Linked DNA regions of Mus musculus: region 1 is linked to region 2. Evidence: chromatin loops called from intact Hi-C (ENCODE). Cell type or tissue: left cerebral cortex. All regions are shown on one strand.

Region 1 (2,500 bases), 160 kb before region 2:
TGCAGGGGTGAGTGAGGTTTGACTATGCAGGGGTGAGTGAGGTTTGACTATGCAGGGGTGAGCACAGGGGTGAGTGAGGTTTGACTATGCAGGGGTGAGTGAGGTTGACTATGCAGGGGTGATTGAGGTTTGACTATGCAGGGGTGAGCACAGGGGTGAGTGAGGTTTGACTATGCAGGGGTGAGTGAGGTTGACTATGCAGGGGTGAGGTGGTTTGACTGTGGAATGGCCCTTTTCAAGTCAGATCTCTTTAGCACTCAGTGTAGTTTTCAGTTCAGGGGTGAGACAACACCTCTTGTTGCTTTATTTACAGTTCTGTATTGATGACAAATGATGTTGAAAATCTTTTCTTGTGCTTTTTCGCCACCTGTCCATCTCTGATGAAATCTGTGTTCCAAACTTCCACTGTTACCCATTTTAAATAAGTGAGTTTTCTCTAAGTTTTGAAAATATGTCAGTGGTATGTGTGTGTGTGTATTGTATACAGATATATTTGATTTTTTTCCCTCTTGCGGTAGTGTCTGTCTACGTAGCCCTCGCTATTCTGGAACTCAATGAGATCTGTTTGCTTCTGCCTTCTGAGTGCTAGGACTAAAGGCATGTGCCACCCTGCCCAGATCTAGAAAGATACATTCTTTAAAAGTTACATTTAGGGGGGAGGGTATGGGGGACTTTTGGGATAGCATTCTAAATGTAATTGAGGAAAATACGTAATAATAAAAAATATTAAAAAAATAAAATGGAAAGATACATCCCCCCCAAAAAAGTTACATTTATTCTCTATTTATTTATTGGTTGGGGCACATGTATGCCGGAGTAATTATGTCGAGGTCAGAGATCAGCTTCTCTCCTTCCCCCAGGGGTGAATTTAGTTCATCAGGCTTGGTGGCAAGTGCCTTTATCTGCTGAGCCATCTTGCTGGTGCCTCAGCCTCCTCAGTGCTGGGGTCCTATGTGTTCTCTATCATATCTGGCCAGACGTGTTTTGCTAGTTCAGTTTCTGGGCTCTGACTTGTCTTTCAGCCTTCTAACCGTGTCTTTTGAGAGACAGATGTTTGTGATCTCGATGAAGTCCAGTTTATCATTTACCGCACCCCCCCCCCCCCAGCCAAACCCAATTCTGCGGGTCCTCCTCTTGGAACTGTCTGGGAGCTGGGCAAATATGCGTGGGCTCATGGGCCCCATGTCCCTGAAAGTTCAAGGTTCTCTCAAGCAGCACCTGGATGAGAGGCTTGTGCAAGAGTCCCTGCTGCCTTGCGTGTCTGAGATCTGGACAGGTGGGTTGTCCCGGAAGCCTCCAGGTGCGTATAAGCGGTCAAAGTGAGCATGCGTTGGGAGAGGTCAAGCCTCAGGATGGGAGATGAAGGTTAGGGAGAGAAGGGGCGTGGCCTCCCCTTCCCTTTTCCAGGCTCACCTGCTGTTAGCTACTTTTCCCTACACTTACCAGCAGATGGCGCCCTGTCACCAGCCGGCCTGGCCCTTGCTGGGTTTTAGTCCTCCCTGGGCCAGCTCATTTCCTGTATATGTACTTGTCTGACCCCTGTAGGGACCACGTGATCTGGAAACTCGTTGCTTGCTTCCTTCCCTCCCTCTCTTCTCCTCCTCCCTCCCTCCGTCTTTTTAAACTTAATATAATTATTTTTATTTTTATTTTGAGATATGATCCCACTATGTAGACCAGGCTGTCCTGGAACTCCCTATGTAGACCAGGCTGTCCTCGGACTGCACAGAGATGATTCTCCTTCCTCTGCCTCCCAAGTAGACTCCGCCCAGCAGAAACTCCTTTCTTTTTTTTTTTTTCTTTTAAAGATTTATTTATTTATTTATTTATTTATTATATGTAAATACACTGTAGCTATCTTCAGACACCCCAACACCCCAGAAGAGGGCGTCAGACCTCATCACAACAGATGGTTGTAAGCTACCATGTGGTTGCTGGGAATTGGACTCAGGACCTTCAGAAGAGCAGTCAGTGCTCTTAACCGCTGAGCCATCTCTCCAGCCCCAGAAACTACTTAATTTTTTAAAAATATTTTTTATTAGGTATTTTCCTCATTTACATTTCCAATGCTATCCCAAAAGTCCCCCATACCCCCCCCACTCCCCTACCTACCCACTCCCACTTTTTGGCCCTGGCGTTCCCCTGTACTGGGGCATATAAAGTTTGCATGTCCAAATGTCTTTCCAGTGATGGCCAACCTAGGCCATCTTTTGATACATATGCAGCTAGAGTCAAGAGCTCCGGGGTACTGGTTAGTTCATAATGTTGTTCCACCTATAGGGTTGCAGATCCCTTTAGTTCCTTGGGTACTTTCTCTAGCTCCTCCATTGGGGGCCCTGTGATCCATCCAATAGCTGACTGTGAGCATCCACTTCTGTGTTTGCTAGGCCCCGGCGTAGTCTCACGAGAGACAGCTATATCTGGGTCCTTTCAGCAAACGCTTGCTAGTGTGTGCAATGGTGTCATCGTTTGGAGGCTAATTATGGGATGGATCCCTGGA
Region 2 (2,500 bases):
TCTCAGAAAGTCAGCGTCCTGAGGTCTGGGGCTACAGGTGTGAGACGCTATATGTGGCTTATAATTAGAGTTGTGATACACAAAGACAGACAGACACACACACACAACCTTATAGGACTGTGAAAGTTCCCAACGTCCACAGCACACTCTGAGGGATACAGCCTGGACTTCAATGGGTGGTGCAATAGAACTAGGAAAACAAGCTCCGAGAAGCTACTCCTGAGAAACGTCCTCAAGGGGTTCTGTGCACACTCCTGGGTCTTCCCAGAGCTTCAATTTCAAGTCCCAGTGGATCTGGAGTGGGGAGAGAAATCTGCGGTATCTGGGGAGTTCAGGAGTAATCAGCTTGAGTCTGGTCCAAGCAGAACCCACCCAACAATTCAGATGAGAAACTGAATCAGGGAGATTAGTAAAAGCAAATTTGTCCATTGCCTACCACTTGGGAAAACATTAGTCACAGCCTATAGTTTTCAGAGCCCAGTCAGCCAAACTCTCAACTTTAATGAAGATGGCCCTGGGCCGGGGGTGGGGGGCTGGTAGCACACTCCCAGCTTCTGGGAGGCAGATGAAGATCTATGAGAAACCCAAACAAGAAAAGACAAGACTGCCTGGGGAACAGGTGGCTTATCAAGGCCTTCCGAGATAAGGAACTGCTCTGCAGGACCTGAGAGAGAGAAATCAAAGGTGAGCGACCCGCAAGCCTCAGGAGAGTAACCAGCGTTCTGTCCCAGCGGAGCCGCCAACCCGCAGTCCGCTTCCAGAGGGCAGCCGGCGCCTGCCACGTGGCCCAGGTTGCGAACCGGGGGCGGGGCGTGAGGAGGCGCGTCGCGCAGAGTGCGCCTGCGCGGGTGGGCGGGGCGGGGCAGGGTACAAGGCGAGCCCCACGCATTAAAGGCACGGCGCCGGCGACCGGCGGGCCAGCTCGTGGTACGCAGGCGCGGGCTTTCTCCTCCGTACAGCGGCTCCGGGTCTGGGCTGTGTGGTTGTGTGGCTGTGCAGCGGCGGCGGCGGTGCATCTCCGACACCATGAGCGGCTTCAGCAGCGAGGAGCGCGCCGCGCCCTTCACCCTCGAGTACCGCGTCTTCCTCAGTGAGTGGCGTGAGGCCGAGGGCCGGGTCGCCCATTCATTCCAGAACGAGCGGGCGGGCGGGCGGACGCGTCCCCTTCCCTCTGGCGGGCGGCGGGACCAGCGAGGGCCGCCATCCCAGTGCCCACCGCGAGCGCTCCCTCCACACATTCGAACTTGGGCCACATGGGGAAAGGAAACCACTGAGTCACCCTTAGAAGGTGCCCGGAGGTGATACCGACCGCCTAAGAGGATTGTCCTCAGGATCGCCGGCTGGAGGACAGAGATTTCCTCAAGACCTTAATTCGGTGCCGAACAGGATCGAGTCCTCCCCGGTGTTGTAAGAGATGGGAAACTGAGGCCCAGGTCTTCCCGGCACTAGCCTTATTGTGGTGAGGCTTCTCTGAAGCCCTGATGGCCGGGAGTGCTTCTAGGAAACCGAAAGCTTTGCCTCCCTAGACAGACAGGTGACGTCTAGCTAAGGACCTGGTGGGAGAACAGCCAGGTTCTTAACCCTGGTGCCGGAACCCACTAGTTACCCCCGCATCCAACCCCTGCCCTGCACTCAGAAAGGCGGAGTCGATCGGCCTTCCACGTGTGTCACCTTTTCCTGATAGGTGCTTGCAAGCTACCTGGGTTTCTCCTGGAAGCCCTTAGCTTGTAGGTATATACATACATTCATGGTGCTAACAGAGGTTTGCGATGCTGTTAGCAAAGGCCCTTCCAGTTTGTAACCTCTTTGTGTTTATTTAGAAGGGATGGGCAGCAATCTCAGGACAGGGCAAACAGACATTCCTGAAAGAATGAACAGAGAGTGCCTAGCAGAAACTTCGCCATGGAAATAGTGTTGGCTTCAGGTTTTTCAGTGTCCTTTAAAGTGACCCTTTGGGTCACTGGGAATTGTCTTCAAGCTATATGTGCAGAATAAACACACTGCTTTTAATGTATTTAATGTATTGGTGGTAAGTATTTGATGGTTGTGGGTAGAGAGCAAAGCCACTCCTTGACTTTGGATTAGGCTGAAGTCTATCAAATGGGCTCTCTGGAACTTAAGAAACACTAAATTTAGTACCACTATGTAATTTAACTAGTTCTCGCTCTTTGCACTTTTTAAAAAGGATAAATTTCTGAGTATTTTTTCCACTTTTTTTTTTTTTTTTTTTTTTTGAGGGTGGTGGTGGGTGAGGCCATAGTGTTTTCCCGTTTAGCTCAGCTTGGTTTTAAACTTGAGATCTCCTGCTTCAACCTCCCAAGTACTAGGATATAGATAGGTTCAGGCATCACACCTGACAGCATCCATTCTTAATAGAAATAATTATTTAAAATAATGTTACATTTTCCAATCTCTTTAAGACAGATAAAAAAAGTCCAGTTTGAGCAGAGGACAACTATGCATACAGCCCTAGACAAAATAAACTTAAAATCCCAGCATT

The links. Hi-C counts contacts between places; a loop is a spot of excess contacts. Peaks named below come from ENCODE experiments on the same cell type or tissue, not always from the same donor. Only the 100,000 strongest peaks of a DNase experiment are listed, where the experiment ranks them.
Region 1: it touches region 2 in a loop (2.6-fold over the local background); 14 of 42 quality-filtered maps call a loop at or near these places.

What each region holds. Positions count from the first base shown.
Region 1 is chr10:61,490,805-61,493,304 of GRCm38, forward strand. The region is part of intron 2 of Lrrc20 (leucine rich repeat containing 20); the gene reads left to right. Among named protein-coding and RNA genes, the nearest start is that of D830039M14Rik, 15 kb to the left of the region's middle. In left cerebral cortex, a CTCF peak has its summit at 1,445 (motif pointing right); a DNase peak (open chromatin) is centred at 1,454.
Region 2 is chr10:61,647,702-61,650,201 of GRCm38, forward strand. Ppa1 (pyrophosphatase (inorganic) 1) reads left to right here and starts at 920. Exons shown (of 11, transcript NM_026438.4): 1 at 920-1,090. The coding sequence starts at 1,027. In left cerebral cortex, a CTCF peak has its summit at 1,217; DNase peaks (open chromatin) are centred at 899 and 1,445; H3K4me3 peaks cover 1,775 bases; H3K27ac peaks cover 820 bases.